Linked DNA regions of Homo sapiens: region 2 is linked to region 1. Evidence: read pairs that join two places in POLR2A ChIA-PET (ENCODE). Cell type or tissue: PC-3. All regions are shown on one strand. Each heading gives the region's core, and the rest is flanking DNA. Links, peaks and the distances in the headings are about the cores only.

What was found. Peaks named below come from ENCODE experiments on the same cell type or tissue, not always from the same donor. Only the 100,000 strongest peaks of a DNase experiment are listed, where the experiment ranks them.
Region 2: POLR2A ChIA-PET joins it to region 1 with 20 read pairs; 3 of 35 experiments call an interaction of 5 or more read pairs at or near these places.

The regions. Positions count from the first base shown.
Region 1 is chr10:79,143,936-79,155,437 of GRCh38, forward strand. All of the region lies in intron 3 of ZMIZ1 (zinc finger MIZ-type containing 1), which reads left to right. Among named protein-coding and RNA genes, the nearest start is that of ZMIZ1, 81 kb to the left of the region's middle. RefSeq lists enhancers at 983-1,921, 2,888-2,977 and silencers at 6,068-6,127, 6,188-6,267. In PC-3, for the core only: no CTCF peak of the experiment used is centred there; DNase peaks (open chromatin) are centred at 2,071, 5,066, 6,256 and 7,956; H3K4me3 peaks cover 1,247 bases; H3K27ac peaks cover 4,710 bases.
Region 2 is chr10:78,799,979-78,811,480 of GRCh38, forward strand. No RefSeq gene overlaps it. Among named protein-coding and RNA genes, the nearest start is that of ZMIZ1-AS1, 260 kb to the right of the region's middle. RefSeq lists an enhancer at 1,491-2,028. In PC-3, for the core only: no CTCF peak of the experiment used is centred there; DNase peaks (open chromatin) are centred at 3,013, 5,443 and 7,163; H3K27ac peaks cover 2,957 bases.

The DNA.
Region 1 (11,502 bases), core at 1,764-9,763:
GCCAGGCAGGGACTTGTGGACCTCCTCTCCCTCGGGAAAGTCAGGGGGAGATGCCCCTCCAACTCTGCATCGGGGACTAGGGCAGCAGCAGCAGCTGCTCTGATGATGCATGGCTCCGTGGCAGAGCGGTGGCAGGAGGCTTCGGGTAATCTCATTAGTGTGCCCGGCGGAGGGGACGAGTAATCCCGTGCCTTTAGACTCACTTTTCTTTAAGCCTGTCCCTATCCATTCTCTCCCTAAATCCTTGTACTGCTTTGGTGACATCAGGCGGGACTGGACTGGACTTACCTCCATTGAACTGATGGGTAAAACAGGGTTAGAGAGGAAAATTCTTGCATGATGCCATAGCTCACAAGGGGCAGGAACTGCATCCGTCTGACTCCAGAACCCATGCTCTTATAATCCTCTACTATCTCCCAGACTGTCTTAGACTATCCAGGCTTATAGACTGCCTCCCCACTGGCCCCATTTTGCAGGTGAGGAAACCGAGGCCCAGAGAAGGTAAGACACTTGCCTAGGGCCACGCAGCAAGTCAAGGACAGCACTGGCACCAGAAGCTCACCTGGCCTGTTTGTGTCCCCACCCCACCCCACAAGCAGGCACAGGGATCCCCCTGGTCCCTGCCCATTTCTGCCTGGAGCACCCACTGTGCTTGGTCTTCCTGCAGTCTTTGGCACCGGCTCCGGTGGAAGGCACCAAGTTCCTCATCAGAAGGCTCCATTGTGCCTATTGTTTAAATATAGATTACTAATGAAATGCCTTTTCATTGCCTTCCCAGTGAATAGTTTCCGTGTAAAGTTAATTTGCAGTGTTATGTAAATTCTGTTTAACTTCAATCAAGTTTCTAATTATGTTTTTACCGCAGTAATTCCCATTTGATTTGTCATCTCCTGTTAGGTATTCAATGTTCGGTGGGCGGGCTTGCTTTCCGTCTGCCTCTCAGTTTTCCAAGGCCCTGACCTCCTCTCTGCTGTGTGTCTGTCTCCGTGGCTCCTGGCTTCTTCATCCACTTCGGCTTCTTGGTGGCTCATTTCCCACCTCCTCGCCATCCCTCCATCTATCTCCTGCCCTCCACCTTCCTTCTTTCTTCCTCTTGCCCAGCTGCACCTTCTTCCCCTTCTGTTTTCTTCTTCTCTGTCTCCCCTCCTCCCTCCTTCCTGCCCTCTTTCCCCCTCCCCCTCTGTCTGTGTCTTCCTTCTCTGTATCTTCTTTCTGTATCTTCCTTTCTTCTCTCTATTCCGCTCATGGCCTTGCCTCTCACTCTTCCTCCCTTTCTGTGTCTTTCTCCACTGACAAGACTCTCTCCTGCCTCCTCTGCTCACATTTCCATCCCAGTGCTCCTCCTCTCCTGAGGTCTTCTCTCCCTCCTCCTCCACAGTAGAGCCTTTCCCGAAGCTGCATTCCGGAGTGCCTGCGAGGTGTGCTGGGCTGGGGGCTGGGGCCACCAGAGGAGCCCTGTGCAGCCCTGAGTTGTTGGGGTGGGGGATTGGTGAAGAACACAGAGTCTAGGGTTGGGGTCTCCGGGTTCAAATCCCACCCCACCCCTTGTTAACTGTGTGACCTTCCGGTTAGTTCACATTGATTTCTGTGCTGCATCCATAAAATGGGGTGATAATTTTACCTGCCTCCACAGTAAAGCCCTTCCCGAGGCTTCATTCTGCAGCCCTGAGACAGTGGGGTGGGGGATTGGTGAAGAACACAGAGTCATGGAGTTATTGTGAGAAGTCAGTGAGATAACCTATGTGAAGGGCTTTAGCGGAGGGAGGGGCTTGGCCAGAATTAGCCTTTTTACTTTCTTAAGAGACAAGGTCTTGCTTTGTCACCCAGGGTGGAGTGCAGTGGCTCACTGCAGCCTTGACCTCCCAGGCTCAACTGACCCTCCCACCTCAGCCTTCTGAATACCTGGGACTATAGATGCATTCCAGCATGCCTGGCTAATTTTTAAAATTTTTATTAGAGACAAGGTCTCACTATGTTGCCCAGGCTGGTCTCAAACTCCTGGGCTCAAGCAGTCCTCCCATCCCAGCCTCTCAATGTGCTGGGATTATAGATGTGAGCTGCCACACCCAGCCCAGGAATTAGCTTTTATTTGGGAACTCTTGGCCATGCCTTTCATTTTTTGCGGCCTTCCTGAGATGCATCTGCAGTGAGTTTCTGGAGTCCTGGGGGTCAGGCCTGAGGCCAGGGAAGGGTGGGAGCTGGCTGCAGACCCCCATAGAGCTGGCATTTCCCGCTCCCCACTCTCCACCCCTCAGCCTTCCTCCCCTAGAGCAGGGTCTCCGCTCTGCCTGTCAAGAGATGTGGCGTCCTTCTGTCTTAGTGGGCCCATCTCAGGCTGTGAGGACAAGCCTGCCACCCTGGGGTAGTAGCGGAGACACAGATCCCCAATGCTGGAAAAGTGCTCAAGACTCTGGCCCGCAGACCTTTCCCAAGCAACAGACCAAAGGCAGAGCCGCTCCTGCTGAGTTGGACTAGACACCCCCTTCTTCTACCCTCCCTCACCCCCTAGATGCCCCAAAGGCTATAATATACCATGGACTCCAGCTACAAAACCACTGGTCCAGGTGCAGCATGTTGGCAGCTCTGCCATTTATCACAGGGACTTCTCTCTGAGCCTTGGCTCCCCTCCTGTGTGGCCCCAACGTTGGGCTTTGGGATTCTCCCTGAGTTTGGGGATTGTCCCTGTAGTCAGGGAACGGCTGGGTGGCCACAGTTTCCCAGCAGACATCTGCCCTCTGGGTGGGGAGGGCGGAAGGAAAACACCAGACACAGGCAGGGCTGGGGCTGGGCGGGTGCTCTGCCCCCTCCCTCTGCTCCCGCTTCCGCCCCGACTCTGCTGGGCTTCCCACCCAGCAAACCCCTGGCACATCCAGGAAGCAGAAAACAAGTGCTTGGGGAGGGCATTCTTCTGGGTGAAGAAGGGCAGCCGGTCACTTGTCCTTCAGAGACACAGAAGCCTGGGCCACATGACTACCTGACCCACAAGTGGCTGTGCGTGTGTGTAGTGTACGTGTGTGTGTGTGTGTGTGTGTGTGTGTATATCCCTGTCCCTGGCCAAGGAAACCTTAGCCATCACGTGGCTGGTTTCTCTCGCTATTTGTCCAAGTAAGCAGTTCAGGCCAGCTGCAGCCAGGAGGCCGTGACACAGAGCCAGGGAGAAGGGCCACATTGGTGTGGGTGGTGGCAGCGAGGATCGCCATGGGCATCAGGGAGCCCCGAGCTGGGTCCTAGAGCTCTTGGGCCTCAGAATCTGGTATGGGGAGGCCTGGGCTGGGGAATGGCCTTGTTCTGATCCTCTGCCCTCCCTGGACGACTGACCTCCCTGCCCCAACCCATCTGTCAAGAAAAGGCACAGAGCTTGATAACAGAGAACTCTCTCAGCCCTAAATAGAGAGGGTGGGCACCTTCTGACCAGGGGGAGCCGAGAAAGACAGAGTCCTCACCAGAGAAAGGGACACACATGGGCACAACCACCATGTGTATGGCCCCTGGAGTGTGCTTTAGAGCCCTGGCCTCCGTGGCAGGAGTGTGGAAGCCAGGCCTCCCGTGTGCATCCATCAGGCCACTGAATTATTAGCACCTACTGTGTGCCAGGACCTGGGCTAGGCAGGGATAGGGGTTGTCAGAACACAGACCTTCTGGAAACTTCGTCAAACCCTCGCCTCTGTGACATATTTTCTTCCCATTGGATGGGCAGCATCACCTTTCATTGCAAAACCCCTGTGATCTTGTCATGAGCTGGCCATTTCCCACCCCACTGCCATTCCAGGAGGATGCAACCCCTACATTGTTGCAGGGCTCAGGAAGAGCAGTGAGAGGCACCGCCGAGCCTCTCATGGACCAAGCAGGTGTTTCTAGCCAGGGAGAGTGTCCCCTTCCTCTAGGGAGGTGTGAGCCAGACCCTGGGCTTCCAAAGCAAATGTGTGCATGTGGGCAGAACACAGAGGCCCTGGGCTCGGACACCTGGGGGCCTTCTCCTAGCCCACATGGGGAGCAGAGCACCAGGGGAAGTGGCAGCTGCAGAGTGGGGCCTCCCCAGGCCTTCATCGAGGTTTGTCAGCCTGCATACTGTGTCTTGCATAGATGACACCATCTCTGGGGGCCTGGAGGAGGAGGGCTGTGGTGGCTTTTTGGGGCCATGCTTCTGAGAGCCCACCTGCATTCATGTGTCTGTTTGTCCACCTCCTCCCTGCTTCTTCCCTCTTTCCTTCCTTTGACAAACATTTCCTGGCAGCCAAGTCTGTATGGGGCCCACGCTCCACAAAAGATACATCCCTCACCCTGCATGATCACGGCCGAACTGGAATCCAGCAACATTCCAGGGTGGGCCCAGGGCCAGGCCCAGGTAAGGCCTAGGAGAGAGCTGGCTCTTGGCTAGGAGGCAGGGCATGGCTGACCCCACAGGCTCCCCTGGGTTCTGAGGAAGCTTAGGCGTACTTCCCCAGGATAGGCCAACGGCAGAGCCCACCAGGTGCCTGAGACAAGGGGGTGTAGAGAGCCAGCATCAAGGCCACACAGAGCATCATCAGACCTTGTCTCTGTTGTGATGAGGTCTAGGGTATTCAATCTGGAAGAGTCCCACAGGCTCGTGTGCTCAGGCTGTTCTAGGAAACGCCTGTCCGGAAAAGGGGTGGAGCTGGGTGGCCAGGGCTGAGGGTGACGCAGATCCGCCATCATGCCACCTACAACTGAATGTGGATTCTGGGCCGGGGTTTTTAATAAAGCTGCTGGGTCAGCATCCCAGAATGCTGCCTAGGCCTGTATGTCCCCAGCCTCAGCTTGCATATCTCTGGGGTCACGAGGCTTACTACTGCCGTCTTGTAGTTCCTCCTGGGACATGGGGTCCTGGCCTCCCACCAGGCTGACGCTGACTTCTGTCTTCCACCCTGCTTGTCTTAGGGCCACAGACTTTAGGCCCTTGGCAGTTTCCAATTGAGTCCCTCCCGGGCTTTCCTCCCTGCAGGCAGAGCATCAAGCTGGGTCTGTACGTGGCCCCGCCAGGGCCTGTTTGATTGGGGTAATCTGGACAAGTCATCAGTGGCCTGCGCTGGCAGCCAGGGTGTGGCTAAAGTCAGTTCCTGCCTAAGCTGGGCTGACCCACCTTCTCACCACTCAGGAGCTCCCGGAGCCAGGAGGGACTGCTGTGAGTTTGCCTTCATGAGGAGGCCCTTGGGCTGCCTTTGGTACAGGCAGGAGACCTGGATCCCTGCTCTGTCCCTATCTCTGTCCCTGTCCCTGGGGTAATCTCGAGCAAGGCTGGGCCCCAGGCAGGCCCACACCCCCTCCCATCTGTGTTCATCCCCAGCACTAAGCCAAGAGGCTTTTGTCCCTGGTGGGCTGTCGGCCAGCTGGAAGAGTCCTCCTTGCTCTCTGGCCTATTTGCTTTCTGAGTCCCTCTGCCCTGGGAGAGCATGAATGGGCAGGAGAGGGGACTGGAGAGGGCTGAGGGCCTCTGTTCAGATCTCTGCCCTCACTGGGTCGGGCTGCCAACCTCTGCACTCCCACCATACCCCCAACCTGTGGACAGGTGAGCCTCCAGTTCCTGAGGCCACAGGGAATGGGCTGGATTCACCTGGAGGCCATGGGTAGCCTTGCAGCCCCTGGGCCAAGCTCCCCTCCCACCCAGACTCCTCCAGACACTTCAGGGGTTCAGGCATGCCAAGTCAGGGTGGGGTGAAGGGGTCTTTCTCTAGGCGCTGTGCCTGTGGTTGACATCACGTTGTCCTCATGTGGGGCTGCGTGGCCCCGTGGGGTGGCACGCCTTCTGCAAGAGCTCGCCCTCCAGGAAGTTCTGCATTCGAAGCCTGAACTTGGCCTTGGTTCACTCTTCCTCTCATCCTGGTCTCTTGGGCATGACTTCTCCCAGGGGACACTGCTGTCTGCTGACTTGGAAAGGCAGGGATTCAATCAGGGGCCCCCGCTCAGCTGTGTCTGAAGTGTGCCCTCCTGGGAAGAAAACCCAGCAGCACTTTTGTCGAGGCCTCACACTGGAAAATGAACGGTGGGAGGCCTAGAGGTAAGAGGCCAAAGGCCACTAAGCAGGCCAGCGTGGCCTGCCCACTCCAGCCCCCAGAAAGCATTGGTGCTTCTGAGGAGGCTTGCTCGGCCCTCCCTCTCCCCTGGGCTGGGTGGGGCCAGTGGGACAGGAAGCCAGGGCGGGGCTGGAGGATGGGGCTCAGGGTGGCCTGGGCCTGAGCCAGGGATGAGGCGAAACCCAACCCTGGCCTGGCCCCGGGCCGCAGCCGTGCAGGTCACTAGGCCTCGGCGAGTGGCCACCCGCCCACCCAACAGGAAGCCCTGCCCAGACACCACCTTTGCCCCACCCCGTATTCTCTACGGCTGGCACTTCTCCTATTTCCCATGAGAGCTGCTGCCAGGAATCCTGCCCTCTTGAGAAAGGAAGCCCGACCTCGGGCCGCCCTGCCTCTGGCCTGCGCTGACCCCCTCCCTGGGCCTCCCCGTGGTGGCAGCTCTGGGCCCACGCCCGTCCTGCACCCCCCACACATGCTAATGACTTATCTCCTCTCAGACAAAGCCTGTGACCCTTGGGGACCTAGCAGGAGAAACCTCACAGTGGGACTAGGCCTGGGAGCCAGGAGGCTGGGGCTCTTGGTCTGGGATCCTCCACCAACCTGCTGGTGCACCTGGGCAAGTCACTCAGCCACTCTGGGTCTCATCTGTAGAAAAACAGGGAGAGGCAGACGCTCTGCCCAGCAATGAGCATCCCATGGGATAAAGGGTTTGGGGTGGGTTGAATGTGTGCCCTGTGAAGACAGCCAGGCTTGGGGGGTGATAACACAAAACCTCCCCATCCACCCCTGTCTGCCTGGAAAGGAGCCCCTTCTCTCATCTCCCAGAAGCCGGGCGACGGAGCATGCCTCCGTCTCTCAGCTCTGCTCAGGGAGCTGGGCCAGAAGCAGGGATGGGGCTGTGCTGAGGGGCAGGCTGTCCCACCACCCTCCCAACCCCATCCTCTTCCTCCCTCCTGGTGGGTGCTCTCTGACCCATGACCCACCTCCCCAAGTAAGCCCAAGCCCACCTCAGTATCAGCAGGGGTAGCAGCTTAGGGAATCAACTGTGTCTTAAAGGGGGCCAAGCAGAGGGGTCAGGGCACCACGGGGAAAGACCAGAGTCGTTGTGACATTGGATGGGTTAAGACAGATCCGGGGGCCACCTTGAGCTCCTGGGCGAGCTGAAAGCTTGTCAGCAGCAGGGAAGACCAGGCACCTGAGCAGCCAAGCCCCTGCCATGGGGTGGCCACAGCTCAGACTCTGGTGGCCTTGGACACATTGCTGCTCTGAGCCTCAGTGTCTGCATCTGGCAAGTGGACCTTTCAGAGCCAGTGTCTTAGGGTGCTGTGAGAAGTCCTTAAGATTTGGGGACACAGTGCTGGGCCCCCTGCGGCCCTTCCCTTTGAATCAGCCTTTTCCCTGTGAGGGAAACATTACAGGTCAGGATTAGGACTAGATTTCGTAGGCAGTGGGGAGCCACTGAAAGTTCTTAGAGGAGTAGTGAGTTCATGGGGAGAGGAACCGGCAGCAGAGAAGCCTGGCACACTCATCCGGTGTTGGAGCCCTGATTCAAGAGGGGTCATGGGGCAAAGAAAGTTAGCCCAAGTGGGTGTCAGCACCAGCTGGGCTTGGGAGGCCTCAGTTTTCCTCCTGTAGCTGGGTGCCTGTCCGCAAGGCTGGAGAGGCGCTGCTCAGAGCCAGCACTGAGGGTGGCACCACCACCCCTCCTTCTTCCTCTGGTGCCCCTGAGTCCCACCGGCGTGGGGTTGTCTGGGTTTGCCACTCAGGCCCGGGTGGGCCCCACTGCCTCTCCCTCCCTCCATGGCTTTCTAGCTCTGAATGGGAGTGGACTCTGGAGGCTGCAGTGGGCTGCGGGATGTGAGCCAGGGTGGGGGCATTGGCGGTGGGTGGAGTCACGGGCTGGGTGGCCATGAGTCAGGAATTGCTGGGCCTGTGTGTCATCTGGCTGCGTGCTGTGCTGGCTCCTCCCGCCTGTCTGCCTCATCTCGCCCGCCGCCATCTGGGCCCCCTGGGCTGCTCCACCAGGTGATGGTGCTCTGCTCTGTTTATAAGAGTTCAAAACGTAGGATGGAGTAGTCAGGGGACCGGGCTCTAGGGCCCAGGCTCCCCCAACACCAGAGGTGACCTTGGGCAGGTCCCCTTCCTCTTCTCTGAGCCAATTTCCCCCATTGAAGAGTGGATATTAGGCTGGCCAAGGGATTTCAGCCATGGCCCCAGATGAGATCCGAGGCAGCTTTGAAAGATAGCCCAGCCCAGTACAGTGGCTCACACCTGTAATCCCAGCACTTTGGGAGGCTGAGGCAAGAGGAGCACTTGAGCTCAGGAGTTTGAGACCAGCCTGGGCAACATGGCAAAACCCTGTCTCTACAAAAAATATAAAAAATTAGCTGGGTGTGGTGGTGGGCGCTTGCAGTCCCAGCTACTTGGAGGGTTGAGGTGGGAGGATCGCTTGAGCCCAGGAGGTCGAAGCTACAGTGATCAGAGATTACACCACTGCACTCCAGCCTGAGTTACAAAGTGAGACTCTGTCTCAAAAAAAGAAAAGAAAGAAAAAAGATAACCCACCCCAAACAAGTTAAATCAGATCTCCGGGGCGGGGCCTGCGGCCAGGCTTGAAAGCTCTAGTCTGGATGGCCTCAGACGGGCTGCTTTCTCCGCCCTGCCCGGATCCCCAGGCAGCACTGTGGGCTGGTGCATGGGTTCTGGAGCCCAGAGGCTGTGCTGAGTACAGCTCTACCACTTTCTAATACTGGGCAAGTGAATTCATGCCTCTGAGCCTCTGTTTCCTCATCTGTGAGATGGGGCTAACACCACCCACCTTATAGAATCTGTACCAGTGTCAGCCACCATGTTCTTTGATCTAAGCCAGTTATGCACCACTGCTGCCTTCACTGCCCATTCATTCTTCCAGAAAATATTCGGGGATTCCTGGACCTGCCAGCCTGGTACTGGGTGCTGTGGCAACAGGAAGAGGAAACCCACCATGGGGGTCCAGCCTTTTAGGCCTTTCCAGGGCCCCAGAGGATGGGTTCTGTCTGTTGATGGGCAGGTGAAGGGTGACTCCCCTGAGAATCTCACCGTGTCGCTGGACTGAGGGAACCCCTCTTTCTGAAAGAACGAATGAGACCCCAGATTCAAGGGAGAAGAAGGGGCATCCTAGGACTTCCCTGACAGCCTCAGCTGGGAAGCCCCTGGGGAGGCTCTGAATGCCTTCTGGGGTGGGCCCTGGGCCATGCTCTGGGCAGATGCTGGCTCAAACAGGGCTGGCAGTAGACAGAACAGAATAAGGACCCTCCTCCTTGTAGTCCATCACTGGGCTGGACTATGTCCTCCATCCCGTGGTCCTCCTGGCAGCCCAGGGCATTGGCAGGCATCGTTCCTCCTGCTTGGCAGATAGAGAGACAGAGATGTCAAGGGATGGGAGGCACTTGCCTAGGTCAAGGGCTGGATTTGAACCTCACTTCTGTATAAACAAAATCCCAGTGGGGAAAGTCGAGCTTCCCTGGGAATCTGCCCTGGTGGGACTAAAACGTGATCGGCAAACCTGTCATCCCCTTTCTTCCCTGGCCTTCCAGCAGGTCCCCTGCAGACCACCACTGGCTGTCCTTGCGGGAGAGACCTGATGTTCCTGTAAATAGCAAGTGCTCCTGTTGCCTGGGCTCTGAAAGCCAGAGGTTGAACCATGCACTTGTCACCCACTAAACCTTCTCCCTCCTCATGACCCATTGGAGAAACTGAGGCAGAGAGAGGTGCAGGGACTTGGCTAAGGCCATGTGGCTTGTGAGCCGGCCAGGATTTCATCCAGGCCTGGGTGAGGTTAGAGCCTGTGCCCAGACCCGCCACCACCCGCTAGCAAGAACAGGACTTTCCTTTGTCCGGCATTTTTAACTCTGGGTCTTGGCCATCACTTCAGACTGGCCTGGCCCACGTGTGGCCAGAATCCCAAAGGGATGCCTGTTTGGGAAGCGTGACCGCCAGGGGGCTGGCACCTGGCCCAGGAAGGGGGTCATCGAGAACACTCAGTGCTCAGTGGTTTGTGTGTGCCACCGACAGTGCCTGTGCCCTTCAGTGCCACGACCTTCCTGTGCCAATCATGGGTATGATGTCAGTTCATCTAATCCTTGAGCTGCAGTTAGCCCCAGATGAGGAAACAGACTGGAGGGATAAGTGACTTTCTTGTGGGCCAATATTGGACCCCCTGGGTCCTCAGTTGGACCTCCAACACCAGAATGGACCTGGGTTCCATTCTGGTCCACAAACCCCCTTTGGGTTTGTGTCCCCTTCTCTGTAGGGTGGCAGGCTTGCACTCAGAGCTTCCCAAGGACCTCCAAGGACTCTGCTGAGAGCCTCTGCCAGGCCCATTTAATGCTGCAGGGCATTTAGGATTGGGGGCCTCCCAGAGGTGGGATGGGGTGCCCTCTAGGGCAGCCCTCAGAAGCATAGGGCCAGGTGGTTGGCACCAAGCAGAGTGGGCAGAGGCAAGAGGCAAAACTTCTAAGAGAGGCCACCAGCAGGAAATTCCACTTAGAACCCTGGCATTGCAAGTGGCAAGGGCCCAGGTGGGTGCCGGGGGACCTGGTCTGGCCACCCCCAGCTAGGCGCCCCTTTAAGCAAGACCTCGGTCCCTGGAAAAGGGATGGCTGTGCCCACCCTATGGGGCCTGATGAGTGGTGGGTGTGGAAGGGAGTACCTGGCACGGATTTTGCACCTGGAGGATGCTTGACACCTTAGGCTGCTTCTGTGGAAGAGGAGGTGAGGACCCTGTCCTGGGAGCAGGTGGTTCTACGAAGCCCAGCTGTGGGGGTCTATGAAGCCTCTCCTGAGTTGGTCTCGGACTCATCTTCCCAGAGCCATGGGTCTTTCTCTATCTCTGTGATACGGGGTTCAGTGCCCCCATCCCAGCAGGACCCCAAGTCTACACTGGGCAGCAACCCTGAGCCAGTGATAATAATGACTTATGGCCCCTGTTTACGGAGCATTTCCTGTGCACGTGCATATGGGCCTAATCTTGTTATGTCCTTCAACAACTCTGTGAGAGTAGTGACTCTTAGTATCCCCCATTTTACAGATGAGGAAACTGACCCAAGTTCCTAGCCCAGTATCACGCAGCTAAGTAAGTGTCAGAGCTGAGGCCTCTCTGATGCATCGGAACCTAGATGCATTGGAACCCAGAGAGGCCACCATTCTATGCTGTGCCCTCATCCCTTGATTAAAGCAGAAATTGTTCATTTGGTGACTTGGGGAGAAGGGAGCCCCATCCCTCTTCCTCAGGTTTGAGCGGGCCACCTGTCAGAGTTCAAGGCCTCTTTGATTGCTTGGAGGTGTTGGCTGGGGCAGTCGGGACAGCTTTCCCCCTCCCTTTCCCAGTTCCAGGTCTGATGCAAACTCAAAGGAAAGGGAAGCCAGTCCCTGACTGGGCCTGAGTCATTTGTTTCTGAATCCTAGTTTGAATCCTAGTTCCCGTTTTTAT
Region 2 (11,502 bases), core at 2,381-10,380, 340 kb before region 1:
TCTCCTAGCCTTTTGTCTTCTCACTCTCCCCTGCAAAGTTAGAGGATTCAGAGCCATGCAAAGCAGGACATTTTGGATGAAAGGAACTGGAGACATTTGACCTGCAAAAGAGAAGACTTGGGGACATAACATTGCTCTCCAATCTCTGACAAATGGCAGACTGGCTCTGCACAGCCCCGGAAGGCAGCACCAGTGCCGATGGCCAAGTTTCAGGGATGCGGCAGAGGATGTGCCAGAATAAGAGAGGAGTTTCAAGCCTTCCTGCTGCTCGGAGACTACTCCATTGCAATTGGCTTCCTTCTTACTGTGCAAATCCCCCAGCACAGGGATGGCAGCAGGTTTCCTACTCAACTCAGCAACTCGGAGGGCTAGAGGGTGGCATTAGGGAGGACTGAGGCTATATCCAGGTTTCAAGGGAAGGGGTACCAGGATTTGTTCTCAGGGGCTGGGGAAATGAGGGGACTGGCCCTGAACTTGCTGTTTATGGCTTGGCACTACTCTTTACACTGATGGATTCTCAAAAATGGTTTGTGAAGTGGAATAGAATTGCCTTGGAGGTGTTGAGTTCCTCTCCACCACACCAGTGTTCCAGTACAAACCACCAAGGCTCTGAGACACTGTCCTGCAGGTGGATTCCAGGAGCAAACTGGTAGCCTGCAGGCAGTCCGCTGATATGTTCTCTAGCCATGCCAGAGCATATAAATCCCTCGTGTGTACAAATGACTGTGCTATCATCCATCTGGAGAGGAGATTCACATGCTCACTGATAGAATCTGCATGCAGTTTATTAATGCCAATGAGTTTCAGGTATGCATAGTACTGCGTGCCTTTAAACTAGGCCAGTACAACCAAGAGCTAGGACTTCAGCATCTAGCTGACCTGGTTTAAGGTCCCAGTTTTGCCATTTTCTTGAGGTGGTTCCCCTTGTCACCCTCAAGATTCTCATCTGGAAACAGGGCCCAGTGAGAGAACCTTCCTTACAGGCTGATGTGAGAGATACGAGTAAATCACTTTGCCCAGTGCCTGGTCTGTGGGTAATGTCCCATAAATGGCCACTATTCTAATTCATATAGTTTTAATAAAATATGGGCCCCTGGGCGGCGGCCTGAGCGAAAGGATGGTAATGCTTGTAATCAGCATGTCAGCAATGTCTATGCACGTGGCCACCCACTGAAGAGTTCAAAATCACCTATTTCACAAAGCCACCAATGCATCCATCCTTCCCACGAACGCACTCACACTATCTGGGGGAAGAAACTCTTCTTCAGAGGGGAGACAGAATGGCCACCTTCTGATTATCTGCTATGGGGCAGGCACTCTCACTTCCAGCCTCTGAGTTAATCCTCTCCAGGAGCTTAAGAGAGGGGTATTCTCACCTCCGTTTCACTTGTGAGGACTCAGCACATCTTCTAAGGTTCCAGAGCAGGCAAGGGGGCATCTCTGGGATTCAAATGCCGCCCCACTAGACTCCCAAGCTAAATAATTTCCCAATAGCCACAGCTGCTTCTAGAGAGAGCCAAGGTGCCCTTGAGTCCTGATTGTGCTCAAATCATCCCAGATTCTTAATCCAAGACCAGAATCCAGGGATATCCCTCATTGGTCTGAGTTCTGAAGGTGAGGCTGGTGGTGGTCCCCATCCACTTGGCAGTCTTGCTTGTGGAATGCCAGAGCTGCTGGGAGTGGGGGAGTGGGAAGGCAGCTTTGAAGTCTTCCCTCATGCTGAGCTGCAGAAAGCTGGCTTGTTGTCTTATGCAGAGAGCAGTTGAGGATATCAAAGGGAAGATGGGATGTTAAATTTTGAGTGATCAATGTTTAATAGTCTGGGTTGTAAACTGTCATGAGGATGCTCTAGGAGGGGAGCTGTGTGAATTGCAGGGTTTGCCATGTGATGGCTGGAGAGGATCAACCCTCTGGAGGTGCCACGCATCAGCAGGGAGGACAAATGGAGAGTGACGGAGGGTGGATCCACACCCACCAACTGGCCACTCACTGTGGGGACTTGAAGAAAGCATGGACACAATTAGGAAAGAAAGGGTGAGGACATGACCTCCTCTGCCCCAGGAGTGATCCTCCATGCACTGGTTCATCCTTTCAGCCGGATGCTTTAAGTGTAACCCCGTGCCCAAACCAGCTAGGTCAGGGGCAGGGCGGTCCCCAGGGGCCAAAAGAACCTGAGCACTTGCCAGTGAACATCTGTTTGGTTGTTTACTAAAACTTATCTGGAAAATTCCAGCCTTGCCACAACAAGGCATGGAGGGGAAAGGTAGGAGGCAGTGTGGGTCCAAGGGGAGGGTGATGCTGGGATGGACTGGGACCTGGAGAGGTGGCACTGGTGTCCCTCTCTTTTCTGGATGTCCTAACATCCAGTGGGCTCTGCCGTTTACTCAGAAAGGAGGAGAAGGGAGGAGAAGGTGGGGAGGTGAAGCCCCTTGCCTGTGATCACCCGGCTGCAGCAGATCAGGTCTTCTCAGGGCCAGGCACTCTGTCCCTACCCTTGCAGGCTGCCTCTGCAGCAGAGAATGCAAGATTGTGGGTCCCAGCTCCAGCTCTGTTGCCTTTGCAGCTCACACGTTCTCATCAGTACAGGCCGTATGGCCCAGACATGGCAGTGAGTAGGGAGGAGCTCTTCCTAAAAGCTTTCTTGGCCAGAGAGCAAAAGACAGGCTGAGCGTCCCTGACGGCTGCCTTCTTCTGTACCCAAATTTGAGCATCACAAGAGGATCAGGAAAGTCTTAGAATGGTCTCTTGGGGAGGTCCACCTGAGCCCAGGAATATGGGGGAGCCACAGGCACAAGGGCAAACCCCAGAATACCAGCTCCCTGGGCCAGGCCAGGCAGGGACTGCTGGACCCCACATGGGCGCCTGCCGTCTCCTCAGCAAAAGGCAATTTCACGACTCTCTGGGAGAGAAAAGATTTTATTTACTTCTTTTCAAAAGCTTCAGAATTCTTCCTGAACATCAAATAACTCCTGGCAAACACATCCTGATGAGTAACATGGAGTGAAATAGAACCAGATGGGCAGGCTCACTCCGGGCGTTGTGCTGGAGGAGGAAGGGCGAGTCCCACTTGGAGAGAGGCTGGGCTCCAGGCCGCAGGAAGCGCGTGGGGAGGGGGCACAGCCGTTCAGGCAGAGAGGGGCGAGTCCCCAGGACCCTGCCAGGAGACAGAGCCACTCCGCCTGCCATCTGGCTTTCTTGGGAGGAGAACAGAGGAGGGGCCTGGGGCAGCCAGTTGTACCCTGGGGTGAGGATTAAGCTGAGACTGGCAGGATGGCCACGGGGCCCTGCTGCGGGGGCTTGGGTCCTGTGGTGGGCAGTGAGGACACTGGGTGTTTTGTAGAGTCCCAGGAGACCCTCCTGGGGTAGACTCAGCTAGCTAGCTCCACAATAGCTGCTCCCCTTTTCTTTCTTACAAATGGAACCCTTGAATTTGTTCAAATCAGCAGAAGTGCTGCATGTCCCACCTCCCTGTCAACCAGGGGAGACCCTGTGACAGACCTGGCCAACCAGAAGCATGAGTTTCTGGAGGGCATGACTGGAAAGCTTTGCCCTTCTCCTTTAGCCGCTGCTCTTTCCCCTGCCCTGTGTCTGACCTCCAGACATGAGCGTGAGGCTGCAGGGGGATCTGCCATCTTCATCTTGAGCTGTGAGATAACCAAAGACGGCGGAAGAGCAGGAAGCAGCCCGGGCCCCCATGGCTTCATGGAGCCCCCACACTGTCCTTGGACCTTCATCACTGTTAGATGAAGCAGCTGTTCTTTGGATCCTCCATGACACATGGTCGAAGGCGATCCCTACGCCAAGATCGGTGGCCCCTCCGTTTAGAGCCTCCTGGCCTTTGCTCATCTCCTCCTCCCCTCCTGGGGCTCTCCTTCCTCTCCTCGCCCCCTTTCCAGTTGCCAAGGCTGGGCTCCAAGGCCTTCTTCTGCCAGAGGCTGCATCCCTGCCACCACTGCTGGCCTCAGGCCATCCCCTCATCCCCTTTCTAAGTCTACCTGAAATCTCCAGCCCTGATGTTCTGCCCCGCTACCCACAGGCCTGCCACGCCAATTTCCTGTCTTTTCAGGATCAACTTGTTAGGATCCAAAGTGTTAACTCCCTAGTTTGCCTGGGACTGAGGGGTCTTGACACAGGACTATCTGGGTTTGCAACACTGGGCCCACTGCCTGTCCCTGTCTGTCCACTGACCTGGTACCAGCACCAGACTCGGGCCCCTAGAAGGCTGTCATCATTACACCCCCAGTGCCTGACTGTTTATGTATATATATGTAGCTGGCAGTCAGTTTGTTGAATGAATGAATGAATGAATCTGTTTCCTCCAAGCAGAGCATACATTCTATTTGTTTTAAATAATAGTTAAACAAGGATAGTCTACATTTGTCATGTTTTGCAAGTCCCACCTCCACAACCCCTCACTAACAACAGCCTGATTTCCTTTCAGAATTTGCCTCTTTCCCATTGTGTGTGTTCTTGGTAGAGGAGGATTCTAGGCTCCTGCCTCCCATTACAAAAGCCAAAAGGCCAAATCCAGCTCCCCACGTCTCCTGGTCCTCCCCAGGGAGCAGGCACGTGCCCCAACCTCTTTTCTGAGAGTTTGCATCTGGAGGGAGGGATGCAGGGTGTCGGACAGGCTTCTTGGTTACCAGCAACAGAATCCAACTTGGTCAGGATTGAAGCAGAAAGGAGAATGTGTTCCAAAGGAGGTGAGGTAGCTCACAGATTCACAGGGAAGGCTGGGAACCAGGCTCAGAAACAGGCAGCATCAAGGCAGTCCGGGCCATAGTCAGGATCCCAGCCAAAGTGTCCTTAGGAAGCCAGCCCCACGTGAACATCGCTGCCCAGGCTGCCACAGCTTGCTCCAGATGCCAGGCACAGACACTGCTATTCTGAACAGCACTGCCCCTGGAAGTGGACACGGCTGCTATGATTGTTGCCCCAGCCTCCTACCACCAGCATAGATGTGTCTTGCCCTGTTCCATGCCATTGCTTCCTCCAGTCACCAACCTGGGCACATGCCTTTGCATGGACTCAAAGGGCATGGGAACTATGCAGATTTGCAGCCCAGTCCATGGTGGGAGGCTGACTCTGCCACTCCCCAACCCCAACACTTTTAAGGTAGGGGATTTATCAAGCCTAGAAAGAAGGGGTCATCCGATGACAGACAACCAGAAAGAATGACAGAAGCCACTAGACCCGGAGACAGAGGACAAGGTTGGAGGGCGTTTGTCTCAGCCTTGGCAGCATGCGGACCAGATGTTTCCCACTACAAGGTGGTGGCTGTGGCTCCTAATCCAGGCCCTTGGCAGAGGCCTGGGCTCCCGCCTTCCCCAAGCCTGCTTCTCTGGGCTCCTGTCACTTCTGTGAGCTCCCGACATCCTGCCAATAAATTCCTTTTTGCTTAAGTTAACCAGTGTTAGTGTCTGCTGGCTGAAACCAAGCAACGCTAAGTGAAACCACATGTAAACACGAGTACATGCTGCTTGTAAAACACTAAGACAGTCCTGATAAGGCTGCAGGCCTCCTGACACCACCCCTTCCAACATTCTTTCCAAAAGAAACCACTGGTATAAGCTGGATGTGTGTGTCTCAGAACTGACTTGTGCTTCTATCCCAAGTATGGAGCCCTAGTAGATTTTACCTAGAAACAATATTCTACTTCATTGAACCTAAGATGCCTTCCATTGTAAGTTGTGCCACTATTTTATGTGCTACCAGGAAGGAAAAATAGTTGCCGACTAAACAATGACCCAACATTAAGAGCTGTCAATTGCTGGTTTAAGATGTGAAAAAATGTGTGTATATTAAAACAGATGAAATATGGTCACAGTAACAACTGTTTCACCCTTACCATGGGCCAGGCACTTTCACTAGTATTTTGCTCATGTTAACTCAGTTAATCATTTAATATGCTCAATAATTCCTTGAGGTTGAAATATAATTATCCATATTTTACAGATGAGCAAACTGAGGTACAGTTACATTCAGTTGCCTGCTCAAAGTTACAAATCTAGCAAGTGGCAGAGCTACAAGTCAAAGAAATTCTGGATTTTAGAGCTTTCTCTCTTAACTACCAGTGTTATAGTGTCTGTGTGTGAGCGCAAGTATGTGCTTGTGTGTATGTATACATATGTACATGTATATGTGCACAAGATTACAGAATTGTACATTTTTTCACTTAAGAAGTATTATGCTGTATGTATCACTCTGCCCCTTGCTTTGTTAATCCAATAGGCTCTTGCATAAACATCGTCCCATTCTTTCTAGCTGCTGAAGTATACTCTTACCATAAAGTCTCTAGCCATTCTCCTACTCGTGGTCACTAAGGTTGTTTCCATTTCTGACACTTATACCAGCAAGGCTGCAGTACACACCCTTAAACAGGCCTCCATGAGCCCATGCATAAGTGTTTCTCTTAGCTAAATAGAGAAAAGTGGAACTGCCACATCATAAGGTATGTGCATTTTGAATTTTAATGGATAAACCAGCCCCTCATCCCATCAAAGCTACCACAATGATTTGCACCCCACCAGCAACTAACTTGGGCACATGTGTGTGATTTGTATCCCAGACTCCTCCTCACCAAATCCGAGGGCTGTCCAAGACCTCATCCTCCACAGCAACTGTGAGGCTTTCAATTTGCCTGACCTGCTCCCCACCCTGGAAGTTCCTCCTCCCTTGGCATCTAGGAAAATCCACATTGTTGGGGCTGCCACTACACAACTTCTTGTCTCAGTCACTCACTCCTCACTCTGTCCAGCTGTGTTGCAGAGGGGACTTTCTCAAGAGGAGTGGCATGTGATATTAAGAAGCATTCTGAGGTGACAAGAAAGGGCCTCCACTGTCACATAGGTCTGGCAGACACTGGGAAAAGCAAAGCTGTTTCAGGACTTCTTAGGGCCTTTATTGAGTGAGCTACTGTGTGATTGCAATCTCCAGAGAAGGCAGGAGGAGCCACAGAGGAGTAACTCCTACTGGTTCCACACAGTGGGCGTGTGTGCTGAGCCAGACAGGGATGCAAGCAACTCAGGGCCATCCTCCCCTTCCTGCCCTCCACTGAGGCCAGGTCCCCAGACCCTTTCCTCTCCCCATGTCTGCCTGCACCATGACCCACTCTCCACAATCTTCCTGGGCAAGGCAGAGGAAAGAAAGCTGGCCAGGAGCCAGGAGGCCTGACCACACCTTTGAAGTTTAAGGTCTTGAGTCAGTTACCTAACTTCTCTATGCGTCAGTTTCCTTGCCTGTAAAATGAGGAAAATACAGTACCTACCTAGGATACTATGTGCAGTATAAAAGCATTAATACACAGAGCATGCAGAATAGCACTTTGTGTGGAGTGAGACCCTAGCATGCCTTTGCTGCAGGAAGGCAGTAGCACTGGGTTCCAGTTTTGGCTCCATTGCCCACTTCTGTGTGACCTTGACTCCATGACTGCCTTCCTCTGGACCTCTGTTGCCTCATTTTATAACAGGGGCAGCTGGGCCAAATTTGAGGATTGAAAGAGTTCCTGCCTTCAAGGGCTCCTAGCCTGTGTCTCAGTCAACCTTGGCTTTCCCAGAGCTCAACACGGACATGACCATGGGGCCCATGCTCAGTGACTGTGGGGTGGGCTGGATTGAACAAAGTGGTCCCTGCAAGATATGGGAGGGGGCGCACTGACTAAATGAATCAACAGGACAGCCAACAGCCCTGGGACAGTCTCCAAGGCAGGATGCTGGGGGAGGCAGGAGCCAGACGAGACAAACACTCGAGGGTGTTATCAGACCATTAGGAACCTGGAAGAGGTGGGAAGTACTCAGGAAAGGTTTCCCAAAGAGGGAGGGACTCGAGATCAGCCAGGAATGATGAGTATGATTTTGCTTAGCTCCAGGGAATAAAATTAGGTACTGCAAGAGCAATTTTCACAGAACAGTCTCCAAGCGGAGAGAGCAGGGCTGGGGTGAAGGCTTGGTGGTGAAAATTCAGGCATCTGTGCAGATGTCTGGGGCACTTCCCTCCGCTTGGGTGTGAGGCAGACACAGCTACCCTGCCCAGCCTGTGCAGAGATTAGATCTATCCCCTCGCAAACAAAGCCAGGGTCTCCCACCCCCTCCACAGGCTTACCCCAGTCCTCACTGGGCTAAGCACAGCTCCGTGGGCTTAACAATCCCCCAGAGAAAGAGGGATCCTCGACAGAGACAAATGAGACACGACATCTTCCTCCCTCAGCTGCCCGGGAGACCCAGACATCCCTCACACCCGAGACGAGCTCCAGCCCTCCGCTCTCTCATTATCTTTGCTGGGGTGTCCTCAGGCCAAAATAACGCACCCAACCCCTGCCTGTACCTGGGTGTCATTATGATGACTCCTACTTGAAATTATTTGTTTTTCTCTATTGATCTTGCTTCGACACTGGAAAAATGTATTCTTTGTACAGCATTCCCAAGGGTTTAATTTGTCCATGTTGGAAGCCTTTTTTAATAGGATTCTGCCCCATTGTTTATTCTGAACATTGAGTTCCGAGAGTCGAGATTCAGCTCTTTTAATAGAAACTCATTACCAGGGTCCCTCTGCATCAGAAAACTGATACTGACACTGCGAGGAGGAGACAAATTAGGAGCCTGCCAAGGGCCCGTCTGATCAGAAGGCCCCATGAGAGGCGACGTTGCCATCCAATACCTGCCACCCTCCTCCTGTTCGGAGACCTAGGGGGTGACAGCCACCAGCTGGGCAGACCCAAGCAGCCCCTCCACCCCTGACCAGTTTCTTTCTCAGAAAACTCTACCTTGAGTGGACCCTGGTCTCCTAGAGCAGTGTTTCTCAAAGCCTGATCTGTGGGACCCTGCATCAGAATCCCTTGGTGTCCTGGGGCCAATTCAGGTGGTCAGGTCTCCTCCAGACAGTACTGCCCTTAGACGCCTGCCATGGGGCCCATACCACAGGGGGCTTCCTTGAGGGACTTCCTTCTGTTCACGACTAGTTGGGTTGGCAGTGCCATCCAGGAGGCATACCCCACACCTGGACCCATTGTGAACCCCCATCCCCATTTGTTTCTCTACCCCTGCCCCCTACTGCCTCCAGGAGCTGGCCAGATGTCCCAAAGAGCCCTGAGGGCTCATGCATATGGGGTCAGCCCAGAGCCCTGTGGTGGGCCCCTGCCCCAGGCAGGCAGCCTGGTGAGTGGACTGCTCCCACTGGCCAGCAAAGTTTTTATTTCACAGCATCACATGAGATGGAGTCAGCAGAATGGCGCTCACATGATTTTGAGTGGCTCAAATGGTTTATGTAGACAGCCTTCCCTGCAAAACAGAAAATATACTGGCCTGAAGCCCTGTACACCCCAGGGGCAGCCATGCCTCCAGATCTACTACAACAGACCACTGAGGAACCCAGGAAATTCAGGATATACCAGAAGAATAGTGACGAAAAGAAAGAGCATGGGTTTTAGAGTTATTCAAAGCTGAGCTCAAGCTGAGATTTGCAGCCAATCAGCTGGGTGATATGAGCAAGTTACTAACCCTCTCTGGACCTCACTTTGCACTCATAAACATTTTTGCTTCAGGGTGGCTTTAATAGTTCTTTCTGGAACAAGATAGCCTGCAAATCACACATATATGAAACTGGGACCATGCTTGTGATGTACCCAGAATCATACCTGGCATGTGATACGAACCTGGAATCATTTATTTGTTCAATCAACAAATATTTATTGAGATTCTGCTATGTGCCAGGCACTGCACTCAGCCCTAGTGAAACAACTAAACAGGCTCAATCCTTTGCCCACATAAGGAAAGGCAGATGTTAGATACAGGCAATTCTAAATCATTTCTTTAATGGCAGTGGTGATGGTCCTATATGGTGCAGAGCAATGTGTCATGGAGAGTAAGGGACATGCTCACGAAACCCACTGAGGAGTCACAGAGGGCTCCTCTGAGAGGTGACCATTCTATTGGGACCTGGAGGTGCAACCAGGTTTACCAAGGGAAAATAGAGACCATGAGCACCTCCTGGTCTGGTTTCTGCATCTTGGGGCACCTTCCTCTCCCTGTGATAGCTCGTTCTGGAAGTAAATAAAGATGATTGATTTGACAGCTGCTCTGCACAGAATCTATATGAGCTCAGTAGGTTTGCAGAGTATGGGAAGGCAGATAGTGGCATTGCTGAGGCCTGACTGTTGGCTAGGCATGGCACTAAGTGCCTTTCTATGCATTATCCCATTAGATACCCACAGTAGGCCTGCATGTCTCCCATTTAACAGATGAGAAAGCTGAGACTCAAAGAGATTAAGTAATTTGTCACCTAAGTAGAGTAACTGAGCTCATAAGCAGTGGATCCAGCATCCAAGCCTAGACAATGTGACCTCTTGTGCCATAGGCTAAGGCCTCCATACCCCACCTGTTACACTATCTTTAGAATCCATTCAAGGAGGTCACCTTTTCTCTGTAGAGAGGGCTGGACACACTTGGAAGTTACCTGAAAGAGAATTGGCTTGAATTATATGAAACTACACAAAACCCAGTGCAAGGTTGGAGGACAACAGACCTGGTGTCTTGTCTAGACGACCCCCAGAGTGACCTCAGGCTGTCACTTCCTCTCTTGGCCTCAGAGACCCCATTTGCAAGATGAAGAGCTTGGACTAGGCCAGTGGTTTTCCACATCTGTTCTTCAAAGCCCTGGGCTTCCATGAAGGTGGCTAGGGGCTGCCTTGGATAGGTACTGAGCATTTGCTGGAAGACAATCTCTGTGGCTGTGATAGCCACAGCACACGAAGGTGGTCATTAAAAGCTTTTTCTTCTCTAATATCATTCATTCTTAAGTCAGTCTCCATTTATGGAGCACACACCATGTGTGAGGTAGGCATGGAGGATCCAGGCAGGTCTCTGCCCCAGAACAGCTCTGAGGCCAGAGGAGGATGGTACCCAGAGCCACTGCCCAGAGTAACAAGGTGCCATGGGCTCCTTCTCAGTCTAACCAGGGGCTCAGAGGAAGGGAGTGGCAGCAGCCAAGCTAGCAGCTGAGCCCAAGGTTCTTGGCACTCAGGACTGAGTTCTTTCCCCACCCTACCTGCATCAAATAGGTTGATTTGGGCATTGAGACAATGGCCATTTTATGGAGTAAAAAGATCTAGTTAGAATCCCAAAGGGCTGGAGAGAGCGGCAGGGAGAAAGGCACAGGGGAAAGCATGAGCTGAAGCATCAGACAAAGGTAGGAGATCGGGGGAGAACCCATAGCCAAGCTGGTGTGAATCCTTTGGATGATAGAGCAAGAGCTCCTAATGGTCACAGCCAAGGATCTGCTGCTAAGAGAAGGAGGAATACTAGGGCACTTACCTGTCTGTGATAGTAACAATACTACCAGTAACAATTACTGCTATTTATTGAGCAACTGTATTAGTCAGAAGAGGCCAACCTATGCTGCAGGAATAAATAGCTCCACAATCTCAGTGACTCAGCACAGTAAAAAATTGTGTCTTGCTCACACAGCATCCATTGCAGATCCAGGGTGAATGTTCTCCCTACAGGGACT